2 separate regions of the Homo sapiens genome follow, and region 2 is linked to region 1. Evidence: chromatin loops called from intact Hi-C (ENCODE). Cell type or tissue: endothelial cell of umbilical vein. All regions are shown on one strand. Links, peaks and the distances in the headings refer to the core of each region. The heading gives the core; the rest is flanking DNA. Region 1 overlaps SH2D1B (SH2 domain containing 1B). Region 2 overlaps NOS1AP (nitric oxide synthase 1 adaptor protein).

Region 1 (9,493 bases), core at 531-8,530:
GATAAGCGGACATGGCCTTTGGATCATCCTCTAGGACACTCATTCTTTACCTGGGTCCAAAGCCCTCTTCCACCAAGAAAGGGATGAAGCTTCACATTCATGTATGCACGTTCTTCCATAGAGGAACCAGAGCTTCTATCAGCCTCTCAAAGAGAGTCATCAATATATGTCAGTGATTTGGACTTAGGTACTTCCTGGGAGATTGCCCCCAAGGGCCCCCCATGGACAGGGACATTCTTATTGCTCACCTGCGGAGAGAAGGTGGCTCAGAGAAGAGCTGGCCTGGAGTCCCTTTGCCCCTTTGCTGCCCCTGGGCCAGTGTCAGATCCAAGGATCCAGAGGACCCACACAGCTGAGAATTGGCCAGGCCTTTATCCTCCTTAAAAGGAAGGAAATGGGGGAAAAACAGGAAAGGAAAGGGGCGTTCAGTCTGTTCACAGAAGCCACGCACATTTCCAAAGGGAAACATGGGGCCTTTCTGCGCAGCCCTCTCACGTGCAGATGTGACTATGCCTGGGGTTGGATTCCACAGTTCCGCATGCAGGGGCTCCCTGGCTCCATGTCAGAGGCGTCTCAGGCTTGAGGCTAAGTCCCTAACGTTTTCTGCATTTTTTTCCACTCCCACACTTTGTTTCTCAGCAGAGGGGCAAGAAAAGAACAGCTGTGATCTCAAAGGTTGCTCGCTGTCTCTGCAGTGGGCTGCGGCGTTATCGTCCAGGGAAAGCAGGAAAAACACAAAAACCAATCCTCCATGTTTTGGGAAAAGGCATTGAAAATGCTTACGATAGCAACTTTTTTCTTTATAAGTATGCTGCGGTGACTCCAGACAACCTCTCCCATTGAATGGCTTCGGTATCTTGCTGCAGTCGTTCAGGTGTGAAACGTGCTTTTAACATGCCTTTCCCGCTATTATGTGAAGTCGTTATTTTTGTCTAAGATCAAGTATAAACAGTTCTAGTGTAAAAAAATTTTTAAGGGAATTTTAAGTGTGAAAACGGAAGTGCAGATGTCATGTTTTTTAATGCTGTGCTCTACGCTGAGTCACTGTTCTAGAATCTGGGGGACAAAGATGCATTTATTCAGACAATATATCCAAGCCCCTTCCTGCCATGCACTAAGTGCTATCTAGGGGACTGTGGTGACGTTGGTGGAAAAGTGACACGCGGTCCTCTTTCTCCATTCTGAATGGATGGGAGTGCCATCATACCTGCCCTCCCGGGCGCTATGCTAACAGGGTATGTGATCAGGATGTGAAATGCAGTGGAAGCACCAAAGTGGGGCTCAGGGTGAGGCAGTTAATTTCAGCCGAGAGAGTGCTCATTTCCTCTGGACTAAATCTGCCATTAGTAGTTGCTGAAGGAAACACACTCAGGGGCCATCAGGAGACCCACCTCATTCCTTAGGTCTGTGCCTATGCTGGCAGGGACCCCAGTTGGTATTCAGAATTTTTATGAAATTAGCCGACCCGGAAATGTACTCAGATGCTACCCTAATCTCAGAAAATTCCTGCTGGGTCAGTTTAATCTGCTCTCACATTTCACAATGCCTTTGAGGTCAGTGAATCCTGGGAGTGTTCTAGAACTCTCTGTGCTTGGACTCCCTGTCCTCCTCTCTCTGCTGCCCTCCCCACACTGCGGAGTTTCCCAGGCCAATCTAGCTGTGGTGGCAAACTCAGTGATGGTTTGTCTGAGACTTTGGCCCTCAGAGTGCCCCGGGCTTCAGTCGCTCAGTTCGCCGCCCTGCTTTGGGACATTCAGCCTGGAGCCTCCCACTGTGGCCTCTCTGTTAGTGGGAACAAGTAATTAAGTCCATATAGCCCTTGTAGAGAGACTCCTACCTCCCCCTTGGAAAGCTTCACCAGTGCAGATGGCATTTAATACCTTTCGTCTCTCCCAAGGAAATCTACTCTGGAAGCTTTAAGTTGTCCAGTGAAAGCATCTTCAAGTACATCTCCCCTCCAGGACGCCCCCTCCCTGCTACTGTTTGCACTGGGGGCACAGGAGGAAAGCCCAGAGTCCCCACCACTGACTTCCTCCTAATGAGAAAATTCCTCCACTTTCTGTATCTAGGGACCAGCTCTCCTGAGACACAAATCCTCTTTGTGTCCAGCTTATCTCCAGCTGCTGCCATGATAAATAGTCCAGCCCAAGGGAGCCTGGGGAAGCTACCCCACAAAACGAATCACTTGGCTATTAACAACACAGACGAGGAAGCAAGCTTGAGGAAATATTTAAGGACCACCTCAGACTCCAGACTGTATTCTCCTTCGTGCAAGTTGCCTGAGGAGTCTGTTGGTTATATAGAGCAGGGAACATTGCCAGTGTGTTCTTTGGAATTGACCAAAACAAAACAAAAAAACCCAAACAAAAAGCAACCTTCCGACAAACCGCAACATTTTTTTTTTACTGTTTAACCAGCCAGCTGTTTCCAGTGCCATCTGCTTAGCTACCTATTTCCTGAATCATCGCTCCATGTCTGCCGCCACCTGCTTTCTAGGCTTGCGTTTATTGGGAAATTCTTGTTGGCTTGGTCTGATGTTCAAGCACATCCCAGTGTTCAGCCCACTTCGGGGGCTCACTCACAGCAACTTAGAACAATTCCCTGTGGTTGTCACAGGAGTGCTTTGGGTTGGTCCAGGCCTTCATGGGGCAAGCCAAAGGGGCAGGAGAAAAGTGAACTGTCTGCCCTGGGAACGGTTTGCAGCTTCAGCAAGATGCATGCCCCCCACTTTATCCTGAGCCTGCAATGGATGGATCCCCCTTGCTGGATAGGAAAGCTCAAGACAAGCGGGGACTGCCCCTGTTGTTTTGCCTTCCCATAATCTCCTGGTACTTGGTAAATTCTGTTGCAGCCAGCCTCCCTTGTTCAGCTTAAATCCTGGGTCCTATGTGTCAGGAAGTCTTTGCAGCTGACCTGGCAAGTAGTCTTTAGACCTGGCCAATGTGTGACATTTCTAGGAACTGGGCCTCCCGGAGAGGCTGTGTAAGCCATCTAGGAAGCGATTTCACGTGTAAGAAAGCTAGAGGGGGAGGTGGGGGTGGCAGTCTTGTCCATGCCTCTCCCTACCCCACCCCCTTAATCATCAGTCATCGACTGTGTAGGTGGCACATGCTGTGACCTGGCCAGGAGGCTTGCTAAGACGCATGTGGGGGAGGTGTCAGGTGGGTTCTCCGCACTCTGGATTATTTGTGGCCGGCCTGCCTGCCTAGCTGGCGGCGACTGCCACTGCTGCCTCTGTGCTGTACTTCCCTCAGAGCCCCAGCCTGCTCCGAATTGCTTCCATGCCTGTGTTTAAGATGGTCCATCTGCCCGGGTCACGTTTCTACCTTCCCGTCCCTTTCCTCTGACTTCACTAGGCTATGTTAATTCATCTTTCACATTTCCACTCAGGCATCCCTTCCTCCAGGTGGCTTCCCGGACACCACCCCACCCCTTCTCTGCGTTCCCGTAGCATCCTATGTGTTCCTCCATCACGGTACTCTCCATGTGTCATAGAAAGTCGCTTCATCCTCATGCTTCTCTCCCCCAGGTCTCTGAGCTCAGGGGCAGGGACCATGCCATCTTCATCCCTGACTCCTCGGTTCCCAGCACAGTGTCTGGCATATTGCAGGAGCTCGATAAAGATGCACTTTGAATGGAACTAAACTCAGGAAACCTGCAGTTGAATTTGTGTGGAACAGACTAGACAGGCTCTGGGGTAGACCAGCAGGACTCTTTCAGCCCCTCTTCCTCAGGATCTCTATCCGCAGGCAGCCTCTGTACATGATCATCAACTCCACAGAGAAGGATTGAGGGTGGCCATTTTCGAAGTGGAAAGTGATTAATGGGCCAATGTGAAGCTCATTTATCTGCAGCCGGAGCCTTCATTAACTCTGTTCCTTGGACAGATGCCACCTTGCCACGGAGCTGGTAGAAGCAAGCACTTATATCCAGCATAATGCAAGAAGGGCTGTGCTTCAGTGCCAGGCACCTGCCTACCTCTGGGAGCTGCCTACAGGGCTCTGAGTTCCAATTCTTAACATTCTACTTCACTGTGTTAGGCTTGACTGTTAATTGGTGCTTTATCATTCTCTGAAGCTTCTATATACTCCAGGAATTGTGTTAATCAATTTATACACATGGTCTCATTTGTTTTTCTCATAGCCCTCCAAGGGAGGTCTTACTAAGCCCATTTTCCAGATACGGATGTTATTCTATTGTGCTTAAAGAGATTCACACACACGATCTCATGAATCCTATCTTGTGAGGGAGGTATTTCAGCCCCATGTTAGGAAGAGGTAAACTGAGACTGAGATGATGTCTAAGCCAATTCCCTGGGTCTTACAACTGAGAGGCAGAACTCTCTGGGAAGACCTAAGTCTTCAGGCCTGAGGAACAGCCACCCTCCCCTACTTCTCTATCTCCATCGCGCCAGTCTGATAAATAATTCCAGGAAACGTTCATGGCTCAGAAACATCTTTTTGAGTTAGATCTTCTCCAAGGAGTAATACAGTTTCATTAAACACTGCATATTCACATGGGATGGGAATTTAAAGACCCATTCCACAGTCCCCTCATTTTACAAAAGAGGAAACAACAAAGACTGCATTGTTAACATGTTAACCTGGGCTGGCGTCATCTCAGTGAAGCTCCACAGTAACTTTATGTGGTAAGTCATTATCCTCATTTTCTAGATGAAGCTGACCAGAGGCTTAGGGAGTCTTAGCAATTTGCCCATAGTCACTCTACCAGTAAGTGACAGAGCTAACAATAGTACCTCCTGAAAACATTCGTTCTTAAGGGTGTCGGTAAGAGCCTTCTCTGAATTGCAAGAATTTCGCCCTGCAGTAGGAGTGGCAAGAGCACCTATTACATCTCACATTGCAAACTCAGGGAAGCCTGGCTTAGAAACTAATCCTGTTATCGACACTGGAGATTAAGCATTCAATGGGGAAGTGAGTACTGTTTGGAGAATACTTGCTAAAGAAATATTTCAGGTCTAATAGCTACCATGGTACTCAGCAGGGCTTTACAAAAAAAGAGAGAGAGAAAGAAAAGGAAGGAAGGAAGGAAGGAAGGAAGGAAGGAAGGAAGGAAGGAAGGAAGGAAGGAAGGAAAGAAAGGAAAATAAAACCCTCAAGCAGTACTAGTTTTCTTGATGGCTGTCTGGCCTCTTGTGGCTGGCATCAGGTATTGCAGTTTCTGGTAACTGAAAGGAAGACTTCCATGACAAAACTAATAGTAATTTATGAGATAAATATTGTCTCCATTTTAGAGAGGCTTGTATCTTTCCTAAGATCACTTAACAAATATCATTTCAAGGGCAAAATAAAAGAGAGGACAGTTCTTAATTAGAAATTCCAGTAGGAGGGAAAAAATAGAAGAAATCTTTGAAAAATGAATGAGAATTCTCATTCATTCATTCATTCATTCATTCTATTCATTTAAATAGTAATAAAAGTAAAGAAAGATTAAAATCCCAAGAGCAAAATGGCCTATAAGGTTTCATATTTGATAGAGAAGAAAAAACTCACTATTAGACACATCACAGTGAAATTTAAGATCATGAAGACAGGCCATTTTTCAACTTTCCACGAAAAAGTTCAGCAGTGAAGGAGGATCAGATTGACATTAGACATCTCAGTAAGAAACCTACACATAAAGTGCTAGCAACTTAATATGTTTTATATCACTGAAGGAAAATAACTTTAAACCTACAATTCTATATTTAGCTCAACTATCATTTAAATTAATCTAAAATTAAAAAGACCGCAAAAGGTTTACCACTCAAAGACCATCTTTGATGAGAACACTTAAAATCTGCTCTCATAGCAATTTTCAAATATGCAAAATACTTTTGCAGAAAATATTCTGCCAAGAAGAGAAACTCAGGAGAGTGCTATGTGTTTTTTAAATTTACAAGAAGGATGACTAATTGACTCAGTAAAGTATACTGTTATTTAAATGATAAAGGACCCAAAAGAGTAAATAACAATTAAAATTTTAGATAATTTCAGAAAATCTGATGGGATTGGTGATGGTGACAGAAGAGAAATGAGAGCATGTTAAATTATAACAATTGATATATTTACAATGTTATAGAGAAAAATAAAAATACAGGGCCTAATAAGTTATGGGTAAACACTAAATTTTTTTAATAGAGCTTTCAAATTAACAGAGATAAATTTGATCTATTCAATGGAAAGCAGAAAAGGAGAAAAAAAGGAAAAAATGTATAGCAAATGGAAAGAATGTATAAGATGGCGGTATAAATTCCAATAGAACAAATTATAATAAACATGTGTTTTGAACTCACCAAACAAAAGGAGAGAATCTTAAATTGGAAAAAAAAAAAAGATCCAGCAATATTGTGTCCACAGAAGACAGAGATAAAAGGTGTAAAAACTTGAAAATGAAAGGACAGAAAATTACATACTAGGAAAGTATGAATAAAAGTTGAGATAGCAATTTTAATATGATGTAAAATATAAATAAAGGCAAAACTAATGAGAGACAAGGAGGAATACTTTATAAAATAAAGGAAATGAAGATGATAAAATAGTAATAAAAATATATACACATAAAAATATTAAAAAACAGTTAAAATAAAAATGGTAAAATAACAAAAACTAGTTAATATACTAACTATTATAATCAGAAAGTTAAATACTATTATATATAGAATTAAAAGATTTATCTTTCTCTGACGCTGATAGATCAAATAGATAAAATATGCAAATCTATGAAAATATTTGTTTTATATAATCTATAATCTTGAATACATTTGGGGAAGAGGTAAAGAGAACAAGCTTTAAAATGAATAGAAAGAGTAATTCAAACAAATGAAATATTCACAGAATGTTCACATATACCAGGTCAGCAAGGAAGCCTCAGAAATTGAAGTCAGGCTGTTATCCAACCTTAACGTGATATAGTTTGAAATCTATACTAAAATAACTAAAAATGTATGTTTGAAAACAATTATGAACTACTAAATAGTTTTTGGATTAAAGAAGATACTTTTACAAGAATTAAAAATACTTTGACCTAAACTGCAATAACCACTATTTGTGTTAAAATTTATGGGATACAGCTAAAATAGTACTTTGAGCTAAATTCATAACTATAAATATATTTATTAGAAAATAATAAGTATTGAAAACAAGTCAGATAAGCCCCCCTAAAATGAGGCTGGAAATCAAATAAATAGAGAATAACAATTTAAAAGCAGTAACAAAAAAGATGAACAAAACCAAAAGCTGGCTTTGAAAAGACTAATAAGATAGATAAAATCAATAAATATAAAAGAGTAAGATCCAAATAGACACAGTGTGAGAAAGGAGATGTTGCTACAGTCACAAGAAAGCATTAAAATAATGCAAGAATATTACAAACTATCTGCCAATAATTGTGAAAACAGACAAAATTGACACATTTCTAGAAAAACAAAAAAAGACAAAATTGGCAAAATATTTTAACAAATCAAAAAGTATTAATATTTAAATAGTAATTGAAGATGCCCCCCCACTCCACCCCACCCCACCCCACCAGAGTCTCAAACTCAGTTTTATAAGAAAGTACTGTACTAAAAAATGTCAAGGAACAGATAAGTTTATTTTTATTTATTTATTTACTATATATATATTTTTTGAGATAGGGTCTCACTCTGTCACCCAGGCTGGAGTGCCCTGACATGATCTTGGCTCACTGCAACCTCCACCTCCCGGGTTCAAGCGATTCTCCCACCTCATCCTCCTAAGTAGCTGGGATTATAGGCGTGTGCCACCACACCTGGCTACATTTTTGTATTTTTGTAGAGACAGGGTTTCACCATGTTGGCCAGGCTGATCTTGAGCTCCTGACCTCAAGTGATCCCCCCACCTCGGCCTCCCAAAGTGCTGGGATTACAGGTGTGAGCCACCACACCCAGCCCAGAACAAATAATCTTTACCTGAAGAGTTGTTGCAGAAAATGGTAAAAGGAAAAAGACTTTTCTTCGCTTTATATGAACAGTGTAACCATGATTCAGTAAATTATAGTCCTATTTGGTTTATGAGTTTTAATGCAAAAATCTTAAATGAAATATTAACTTACCAAATTCCACAGTTTATGAAAAATAATAAAATATTATCAAGTGAAGCAATGCAAGGATGAAATGATATCAACAATTTTATTAAGGTAACTTACCTTTATAATGGAGTGAAGACAAAAGGAATGTGACTATCTCAATAGATTAGAGATAGAAAAAAATCACAATAAATGTCAAAATATTTCTAGTAAAAATTATAAAATAGCCTTTAACAAGGCTACAACAAACATAATGTTTAAATAAAGAAAATTTCTAAGCATTCCCTGTAATACTGGGAACAGTGTAAGAATACTCACTATCATGACTATGAACTGTTTAATGTATACAGGAGGCCCTAACCAATGGGTAAACATAAAAAATAAATGAGCATAGGTATTGCAAGGAAAGAGAAAATAAAATGTTATTATTTATAGCTGACAAAATCATTTACATAGAAAACACAATAGAATCAACAGGTAAACTAGTAGATCTAATGAGAGGGTTAACATTTCACCAACACCATATCCTATTAGAAATGTAATAAAACATAAGATATCATTTACAGCAACTAGAAATAGGAATTAATCTAACAGAATATACAAGACTTCAGTTGGGAAAATTTATGACTCCATGAAAGGGCAAAAAAGATGACCCAAGAACATGGATGTGGCATGTTTATGCATGGGAAAACATCACAAGAACGTCAGTTCTCTCCTATTTACAAATTTGTTGCAAGTTCATTAAAAATTCCAAAAAGAGGTTTTAAGCAATTTCACGTATTTATTATAAAATGTATATAGAAGAATCAAGGTCCATGAATACCTAAGCCAGTTTTGAAAAGTAAAAGAGGACATTTGTCCTACCTACCAGACCCAGGGAATAGTAGCCATAAATTGCTGTGACCCCAAATCTCACAATGCTCCACACTTTGGGGCTCCAGCCACAGTGTCTGTTCATCTGTTCATATTACCTCTAAGTCGAGAGCTCCTCTCTTTTAAAACTCTGAAGATAAGTCCAGTGGGGTGAAATACATTACTACAATTTGATGATAGGTAAGAGAAAGGGCATAGAATTTGGTATATTTCAAACTGACCAGGTCCTAATTCACATTTTGAACTAGCAGAAAAATTCAGCAAATCAATTTCAGTAAACCTTAAAAACCAATTCAACAAACCTCCCTCAGCAATGTGCTTCCAGTCAGTTTCTATGAACTAGGCACAGCTCTGGGCAGCACAAATTTCTACACACTGTGGAAGATACAAGGGAGACCCAACCGTGCTTTGATGGCACTTAGAACCTAGTTGGGAACAGAAATCACACATAGAATATTTTAGAAATCTCCACATACATCACTGTACAGAACCACATTCATGCTGTTGAAATGACTGATGCATAAGTGGAATTAAGCAAAACCAGGGAGAAAGTGTGGCTGGGGCAATGCTCACC
Region 2 (9,493 bases), core at 560-8,559, 82 kb before region 1:
GGAAGTGATTCGCTATTACAGTGTTCTTCATTAAACGAAAGTAAATTTTTTTAATGTATAATTGTTTTCCATTTATCCTAGCTCTTATCTCTGGAGCCACAAATATATAGATCTTTTTCTCTTTTAAGTTAACCCAAGTTCCTGAAGCCATTCTTATGGTATTTTTCTAGACTTCTTAATTTCAGAAAACAGTATTTCCTCTTTAAAATATTAGCGTTTAATAGAATATCCCAGATATTCTGTCTTATCAGTGTAAAATGTGGAAGACATATTTTTACCCCCACAATATGAAGTTATACATTCATTTTGTATGAATTAGATCCAGTGTAATTTATTTGCTTAGCAAACTGTGATTGGTCCTAGGTCATAGTGGAGTTGGAGTTCAAACTCCTCGGGATAATAACAGTAATTGTTTTTAATTCAGGTTTTACTCATTCTTTATTTCTATAGGTTTCTTTGTTTTTTAGCCTAAATATAAAACTTTACATATATTAATGTTCAATTAAATGTAATTGATTTGAGACTATTCTTCAGTTTTTGAATCCTTGTGAATCAGGATTTCAATCAGGGAAGCAGGATGACTGTGAGTGTCCTGTAATAAGGAATTTGCTATAGGATTTGGACCTGTACAATTTCAGTAGGAGCTGGGAAGTAAAAAGTCTAGAAAGGCTCAGAGAACAATTATTAACCAACCCTGGTGTGGGTTATGAGTCAGAATGTGCAGGAAGCCAGCCACATCCATGTGCTAGATTAGAACTGCAAAGGGGACAGGTGCAGAAGTCTCCGGAAGGCTGTTGGCTCTTCATGGCAACCACCTTTGAGTTTGCAGTGAAGTTTCTGATGCTGGGCCTGAGCTGACTGTTGTTCAGCAGGGCTAATAGTCATGAAGGAGAGCTTGATGCCAAGCTAGGTATAGAGAAAAGTGAGGACAGACTTAAGCAAAACAACTCCCTGGCACCTTGACATCCATTCTCTCCCAGAATAGCTGGAGCTATTATGACCTCCAGCACATAATAGCTGCTGCTTCACTCCCACTTCCCAAATCTCCCACAAATTATTCTTGTGGGCAACCGTAAAATAGGAGAGGGAATGCTCAGACACATAGTTCTAGCCTAGGTGAGTTGACCCGGTATAAAACCACCACATCAGGTTCTAGTAATAGGCTAACTCTCCCTCCCAGTTTTTTGCTAAGTGCAGCTTTAATAAGAATAGTTTCATCAGTCGGCTTGGTGGCTCACACCTATAATCTCAGCACTTTGGGCAGCTAAGTTGGGCGAATCACTTGAGGTCAGGAGTTCAAGACCATCCTGGTCAAAGTGGTGAAACTCCATCTCTACTAATTATACAAAAATTAGCTGAGCATGGTGGTGGGTGCCTGTAATTCCAGCTACTCAGGAGGCTGAGGCAGGAGAATTGCTTGAACCTGGGAGGCAGAGGCTGCAGTGAGCCAAGCCTGGGCAGCAGAGTGAGAACCTGAGAGGCAGAGGCTGCACTCCAGCCTGGGCAACAGAGTGAGACTTTTGTCTCAAAAAAAAAAAAAATAGTTTCATCCAAGTCACCGATAAGGCTGTTGAATAGAACAGTGGTAGGCCTGGAAAATAGAGACTTTGTTTTTTTTCTCTTTTATTCATTTTGGATTTCCTTTTCTTTCTTAATCTGCTTATTCTACTCTTTCTGGCTTCAAGGGCATGCTTCCTAGAAAAAAATAAACTAAATAGTATTGGAGTAGTTGTTCTGTTATGGAAGTCACTGTGCTTTTGAGTTTCAGTTTTCCTGCCTTAGCATCCCTTGTCCTAGTCTTATTGGTGGACACTGATGGAATTAACATGTTTGACTAAATTAGTCCCTAGGCTGTTTATGTTCCTTGAAATGAGTGAATAGACTAACAAACAAAACTCCTTTTTAAAACTAGGGGGAGTAAATTAATCTGACCTGAAGTCTTCAGGAGCCAGAATGGAAGTAATTCTTCAGTTATGAGTTTAAATGATCAAGTTAGGTAGAGTCTCCATTAGGAGTTCCAGCCAGTCTCCAGAAATGGCATCAGTTAACATCCAAATAGTGACATGATTAAGAATTAGAAGTCTAGGCCAGACGCGGTGGCTCATGCCTGTAATCCCAGCACTTTGGGAGGCTGAGGCAGGCGGATCACGAGGTCAGGAGATCGAGACCCTCCTGGCTAACAGGGTGAAACCCAGCCTCTACTAAAAATACAGAAATACACTGTAATAGCCAGGCGTGGTGGTGGGTGCCTGTAGTCCCAGCTACTTGGGAGGCTGAGGCAGGAGAGTGGCGTGAACCTGGGAGGCAGAGCTTGCAGTGAGCTGAGATTGCACCACTGCACTCCTGCCTGGGTGACAGAGCAAGACTCTGTCTCAAAAAAGAAAAAAAAAAAAAAGAATTAGAAGTCTATTCCAACTTTGGCTTTCTACATTGATCTGTTTTGATTTTGAGCAAGTCAAAGTTAAATTATTCAGGGCTAACTAGAGAAGGGAAGAAGGGTTGCATGGAGAGGTAATGTGTTTTGTTGTTCATTGTGCTAGGCACTAGGGGAAACAGTGGTATGTCAGCCTGGGTCCAATCAGGAGACAGAAACCAGGCAGTGATTTAAACAGAAGAAATTTATTATAAAGAACTATTAAACTATAATAAAAGAGTACCTACAAAGTGTAAAGAGGAGAGTACTCAAGGCAGCACAAATTTGGAAAGTAGACCCATTCCCAAGATGCCCTTTAGACATTAATGTAGAAGATATGATTACAGCTACTAGTGACAGAGAAATTCACCAGATTGCCTATGTCAGAGCTGGTCCCAGGTGCAGGGAAAACAGAAAGCCATCCTCCAGGGCTTGGATCAGGTGATCTGCAGCTGGTGAGTGGGCACACAGGTGGAGTTGGGGTATGGCTGTGGGTAAGAGACATAGAGTATGTGATGTCTACATCAGGAGAGCTGTGAGAAACAAACCTGGGGGGCAGGGGGAAGGCTAGCAGAGAGAGTTAGAGCATCACTGTGGATGGGAGGCCCACAACACCTAGTGTCTGCTTTAGGAGGGCTGTAGGGAGGTGATAACCAGGCGGGGCTGGTGCTGAGGTCACTGAGGGATGTGTGTTCTGGGCATGCATACCACTGGACATCCTCATATCCACACCACTGATGGGCTGTGTAGCAGTCGGACCAAGGGAAGCCCTTTCATTCTGCAGTGTTGCCCCTCCATTCTGCAGAGGAATCTTACCATCGTGCTGCTGTACAGGAGATGTGCTTAAAGGAATTCCGTCCATTACCACAGAGCTTGTATTGAAAGGTAAATTTGGAGCTGAGTAGCAATAAATTGGTACAGGTGGTTACTAGGACACAGTCCTACCCTCAAGGAATATGGTCAGATAGAACTTGACATGTGTTACTTCACTTAATCCCAGCAACCCTGAGTGGTAGAATGGTAGAATCTATCATTCTCATTCTTAAGACAGAAATTAAGCTTCAGTGATATCGGGCAACCTCCCCATGGTCACACAGCTGCTGCATGGTTAGAGAGCTGTCTGGCACTCACACTTTTGCCCATTTTGTTTTACCTCTGTGCTCAGTGCTATCCACCTTTAAAGGTGCCTCATTCATAAGCTTGCATACTCTGTTTTTGTTATAAAAATTATGTATAAAAATACAGGACAAACTACATTTTAAGGTAAATGGGGATTTTATAGAGCTATTCTGTGATATTTGGGATTTCTTGGGAAATCAGGATACCCATGTAGTATGTTTCACTTAGTTAACAATCAAGAGTTTAAATGATCAAGATGAGCAAGATTCAGGAAAGAGGAGTATGCTGAGATTCAGGAACCATATCAAACTACAAGCAAGGTAAACAAGAAATCAGTTCTTAAACTCTAGACTCAGTAATGAAATGACAGAATGTTAAAGACAAAGATTTTAAAACCAGCTGAAGGGGAAAAATATATTGCCTACAAAGAAATAATTTTTTGATGGCAAAAAATGTAAGGCAGAAGACAGTGAATTATCTTTAAGAATATGCTAAGTTAAGTGCTTATCAAGTGCTGAAGCTTAGAAAGTACTCCTTAAATACCTTTTTATTATGGAAGTAAGGTAGAAGAAATCCTGGGCAGCTTTTGTAAAGACTTGGAAATAAACAAAAAGGGCATCCATCCTTACAGGAGAATGAGTAGTTCAGAGTACAGACAGAAGAAAGACTTGCATTTATCAGGTGACTTCTGCAGAGCAGTTTCAGTAGGGAGTTGGGGACAGCCGTTTAGTTACTTGGTAGTGAAAGAAAGGAGAGCCATGTTATGATGAATTACAACTTAATAGTGAGATCAAATAAATATGTATTTAAAAAGAGGAGCTAGTAATGCCTTTATAAAGGGAAGATGAAAAGGTCCTATGGGGATAAAGATGGAAGGTTTTTAAAGTATGTGTAATTTTAAGCATTATTATTTTTTCAAAATGTGCTTATATACAATCCTGACCTGGGATATGTAAGTGGAATCATAATTATGAGATAAGGGAAATGCTGTAATATTTAGTCACTGTATTGTTTTGTGGAGCCAAAAAGCACTCTCAGGATTTAAGGATATCTTTAAGATACCTCTCCAAAGTCCATGCTGTCCCTCCAAAATCAGAGACCTCCCAGACAGAGATGACTCTATATCTTCCCTTCTTCCACATCTTCACATGCCCCACGCTCCAACTCAAATCCCGGAATGCATTCCCTTTTCTCCATTCCCGTTAGACTCTGGAAGGGGTCAAAGGCACAAAGGGTCATAAAAAAAATCAGGGAATGAGGTATACCCCGTTCTTTGCTTATGATATATACATGTCTCTTTTGCTCTCTGTGTGGTTTATAAGTGATGGGGTGACATCTGCACCTTCTGTACTGTTTCTGTAAGGTTGAGTGTTTTCTCTTCCTTCAGCCTCGCATTGCCTAAGGTTTTTGAGCAGCCTTTGCTAAACTGAGGAAACTGATCATCAGGGATGTGGAGGCAGCACAGCCTATAGATCTCTTTCTAACTTCTCATATCATTTCTGGGCCAGCCCATCTGGCGGATATGAGTGTCCATCACTCTAGTCATGAGTCATGTTTCATGTAGAGTTGATGTTTTTATTTCCTCCGGCTTCAAAACCTTTCATTGATAGTTCCTTTTCATACATATGCATGAGTAGGAATTACCCAATTTTACGCATGGAGAATCTTATGAACTAAGAAGGGGAAGGAAATACCATTCATGCTGCCTAGCTTCTGTTAGTTCCCAGGGCTACTTAGCAATCCCTTATTCATCCTGGTAGATGATAATACCCATCATAATGCCCTTCTTACCTTCTACCTGTCAACCCTGTATACCCTCACTTTCCATAGGTGACCCCCACACCTCTCTGAGATTCCTCAGCTGTCCTCTCCTCCCTTAGAATATCTTAGTGTCACTGCCAACTGTCTCTCTGTTCGCTGACTCTCTCTCTCTCTTCTGGACCCATCTTCGCTTGTTTCTTCAGCATCTTGAGCTGTGAACTATGCTCTGTCTCTCTGTCTTCCTGGATACCCTCTTTCTCCCTACAAATATGTTCAGCTCTCTCCTTTCCTTTTTTTAACCCTGCTAACACCACCCAAGAGCCCATCTTCTGTTAACCCTCCCTTTCTTCCAAAGCCCTGGGTATGTCTTTGTCAGGGCCACCATCCTGCAGGTCCTCATGGCCTGGCCTTGCTTTCCACCACTTACTTCACAGAAATGGCTCCCTCCACATTTACCCTTGCATTCCCCACACCTCCAAACACACCAGCACATTCCTCTGTTCTTCTGTGTTGCCCTGCAGTATCATCTACCACTTCTCATTTCTCCTATTTCTGTTTTTTGCCTCCTTCTCTTTTGTTTGCTTTCAACCCTACATAGTTATATGTATTCTTTATCTTTCCTGAAGGGAAAGTTCTGGGTTGTAGTGTTTATCCCTCCTTATAGGGTGCAAAAAGTCCCTTGTGCTTAGTGAGTCTCAGTTAATACCTACAATGGATGATGAGTCTCCAGCAAGGGATTAATGACTTATAAATCATTGGAGGCATGGTGGCTCCAAGTTATATGTACATATTAGCACATGTGTCCAAGACCTTTCTTTTTCTCTCTCCTTCTTTCTTTCACCCTTTGTTTTCTTTTTTTTTTTTAATTATACTTTAAGTTTTAGGGTACATGTGCACATTGTGCAGGTTAGTTACATATGTATACATATGCCATGCTGGTGCGCTGCACCCACTAACTCGTCATCTAGCATTAGGTATATCTCCCGATGCTATCCCTCCCCCCTCCCCCCACCCCACAACAGTCACCAGAGTGTAATATTCCCCTTCCTGTGTCCATGTGATCTCATTGTTCAATTCCCACCTATGAGTGAGAATATGCGGTGTTTGGTTTTTTGTTCTTGCGATAGTTTACTGAGAATGATGATTTCCAATTTCATCCATGTCCCTACAAAGGACATGAACTCATCATTTTTTATGGCTGCATAGTATTCCATGGTGTATATGTGCCACATTTTCTTAATCCAGTCTATCATTGTTGGACATTTGGGTTGGTTCCAAGTCTTTGCTATTGTGAATAATGCCGCAATAAACATACGTGTGCATGTGTCTTTATAGCAGCATGATTTATAGTCCTTTGGGTATATACCCAGCAATGGGATGGCTGGGTCAAATGGTATTTCCAGTTCTAGATCCCTGAGGAATCGCCACACTGATTTCCACAATGGTTGAACTAGTTTACAGTCCCACCAACAGTGTAAAAGTGTTCCTATTTCTCCACATCCTCTCCAGCACCTGTTGTTTCCTGACTTTTTAATGATTGCCATTCTAACTGGTGTGAGATGGTATCTCATTGTGGTTTTGATTTGCATTTCTCTGATAGCCAGTGATGATGAGCATTTTTTCATGTGTTTTTTGGCTGCATAAATGTCTTCTTTTGAGAAGTGTCTGTTCATGTCCTTCGCCCACTTTTTGATGGGGTTGTTTGTTTTTTTCTTGTAAATTTGTTTGAGTTCTTTGTAGATTCTGGATATTAGCCCTTTGTCAGATGAGTAGGTTGTGAAAATTTTCTCCCATTTTGTAGGTTGCCTGTTCACTCTGATGGTAGTTTCTTTTGCTGTGCAGAAGCTCTTTAGTTTAATTAGATCCCATTTGTCAATTTTGGCTTTTGTTGCCATTGCTTTTGGTGTTTTAGACATGAAGTCCTTGCCCATGCCTATGTCCTGAATGGTAATGCCTAGGTTTTCTTCTAGGGTTTTTATGGTTTTAGGTCTAACGTTTAAGATAAAATACTGGCAAAACGAATCCAGCAGCACGTCAAAAAGCTTATCCACCATGATCAAGTGGGCTTCATCCCTGGGATGCAAGGCTGGTTCAATATATGCAAATCAATAAATGTAATCCAGCATATAAACAGAGCCAAAGACAAAAACCACATGATTATCTCAATAGATGCAGAAAAAGCCTTTGACAAAATTCAACAACCCTTCATGCTAAAAACTCTCAACAAATTAGGTATTGATGGGACGTATTTCAAAATAATGAGAGCTATCTATGACAAACCCACAGCCAATATCATACTGAATGGGCAAAAACTGGAAGCATTCCCTTTGAAAACTGGCACAAGACAGGGATGCCCTCTCTCACCACTCCTATTCACCCTTTCTTTTCAAAAGTCATTTCATGCCTCTATGTAGAAAGCGCTTGGAATGCAAAGACAAACAGGGTGTCTCCCATGCCCTCAAGGATCTCACTGTGACTTCTATTAAACTTTCCATGATAGTTTTTAGATAAATATTCAGGGGAAGGTGAGGCATAAGTTTTAAAATGACCAAATAATACATAACTGTTACTAAAAATAAAGTAGTGAAGAGTTTTATAAAGGAAAGTGTCCGTTTTCTTTCTTCAACACCTATTCCTCCTAGTACTGCTCCATATGCAAATATATTGACACTCGGATATTCTTTCAAACTCTAATATTCTACATTTAGTTCTAAATTATCCTGTTTTTCTCTCAGTAATATATCAAGAGCTGCCTCCCACATCTATACTTGCAGTCTTCCCATGATGGCTTTGGCTCTGAGAGTTCCAAAGTGAAAGTGATATTTTAGGAAAACCAGTCTGGCTTGGAATGCAACTCATCCCAAATGGAAAGAAACTCCTGTCAGTGAGATGGACTGAAGAGAGATTGCTTGGGGATCTGAGTGTAATGGGGAGAGTATCTGGGTCTGGCCAAACTGGGTGACAGCAGTAGAAATGCATAGAAAGCAGTCAGCCTGTGGGCTGTTTTAAGCATGGACCATTCAGACTAGTGGTGTCTGAATATAGAGTAAATGAGGGAGGGAAAGGAGGCCCCAGTGATCTCAGGTTGAAGCTTCAGTGCTTTTACCTTTGTCCTTTCTGAGGGCTTTCTGCCTCTGCTGGCCTCCCGCTTGATTTTAAATTCAGTCATCCTGAAACATGGAAATTTGTGTCATGGTAACTCTTAGCATGAACTCCATGAGGGTGGGGACCATGCATGTTTTACTGTTGCATCCCAAGTGCCTAGAAGGATTCTTAGTGTATAGTAGGTGCTCAATAAATACATACTTCACGACAAAGCTGGGGCAGCCTTGATTTGCTTGTTTGCTGCACTAAAATATTCATCTCAAAAAGGCTACTAAGCTGATTTATCCTTTTGGTGGCCTTGTCTTCTACCCTTGCATAACCCTTTTGTATCTAAAACTGGGAAGGGTTATCACAGCCCCCAGGGCAGGGAGCTCATGAGAGAGCCCATAGACCTGCACAGCAGGAAACTGAAAATAGCTACCAAAGCAATCAAAATTAAACCTCTGGATCCGCCTCTCTGGGCCTGGCCCTAGAGGGCATCTTTTACACTAATGATGGAAAATTAAATTAGGCCACCTTTAGAAAACTTCACAAAATTAAATACTGTTTGCCAGGGAGGGAATTACCCTATGGAGAAAGTAACAGGGGAGCAGGGAAACAGGCTGGTCACAGTTCTACAACAAAATGATTGGCTGGTGTCAAATTTCCTTACTCTGTGCTTCATTTTATTCTTCTTAAATGTGTAAAGGGAATCAATTTAGAATTTGTGCAAAACATTGAAGAATCTCAGAAGGGAAAGTGTGTGCAAAATAAAACAAACACTTCTTTCCTTGTCTTCTCTCCTTGTTACCAAATTGGCACTGGCCTGGGAGTCCATCAGATGGTCTTGACCTTTTCTGGGATACAAATACCTTTGAGAATCTGCTGAAAACTGTATTTTCTCCATAGGAAAAAAATCATTCTTGCAAAGTTTTGAATTTTAGGAGAATTCATGTACCCCAGAGTCCTGCATGTTTATGAATTCCAAGGTAAGACTCCTATTTTGCCAGTAAGTGTTGAACATCATCTTTGAATATTTGCATCTAAAGCTGGGAAGGTTTAGCATTGGCTCTTCTACTGCTCAAGTAAGAGTAGGAGGAGAAAAAAACAAACCAA

What was found. A loop is a pair of places that touch in the nucleus more often than their neighbours do. Peaks named below come from ENCODE experiments on the same cell type or tissue, not always from the same donor. Only the 100,000 strongest peaks of a DNase experiment are listed, where the experiment ranks them.
Region 2: a loop joins it to region 1, with 2.8 times the contacts of the local background. A loop is called at or near these places in 2 of 110 quality-filtered maps.

What each region holds. Positions count from the first base shown.
Region 1 is chr1:162,387,138-162,396,630 of GRCh38, forward strand. SH2D1B (SH2 domain containing 1B) reads right to left here. Exons shown (of 4, transcript NM_053282.5): 4 at 8,131-9,493. Among named protein-coding and RNA genes, the nearest start is that of C1orf226, 10 kb to the left of the region's middle. RefSeq lists a silencer at 4,762-5,056. In endothelial cell of umbilical vein, for the core only: a CTCF peak has its summit at 5,171 (motif pointing left); no DNase peak of the experiment used is centred there.
Region 2 is chr1:162,305,437-162,314,929 of GRCh38, forward strand. The region is part of intron 4 of NOS1AP (nitric oxide synthase 1 adaptor protein); the gene reads left to right. Among named protein-coding and RNA genes, the nearest start is that of MIR556, 32 kb to the right of the region's middle. In endothelial cell of umbilical vein, for the core only: no CTCF peak of the experiment used is centred there; DNase peaks (open chromatin) are centred at 755 and 5,095; H3K27ac peaks cover 1,386 bases.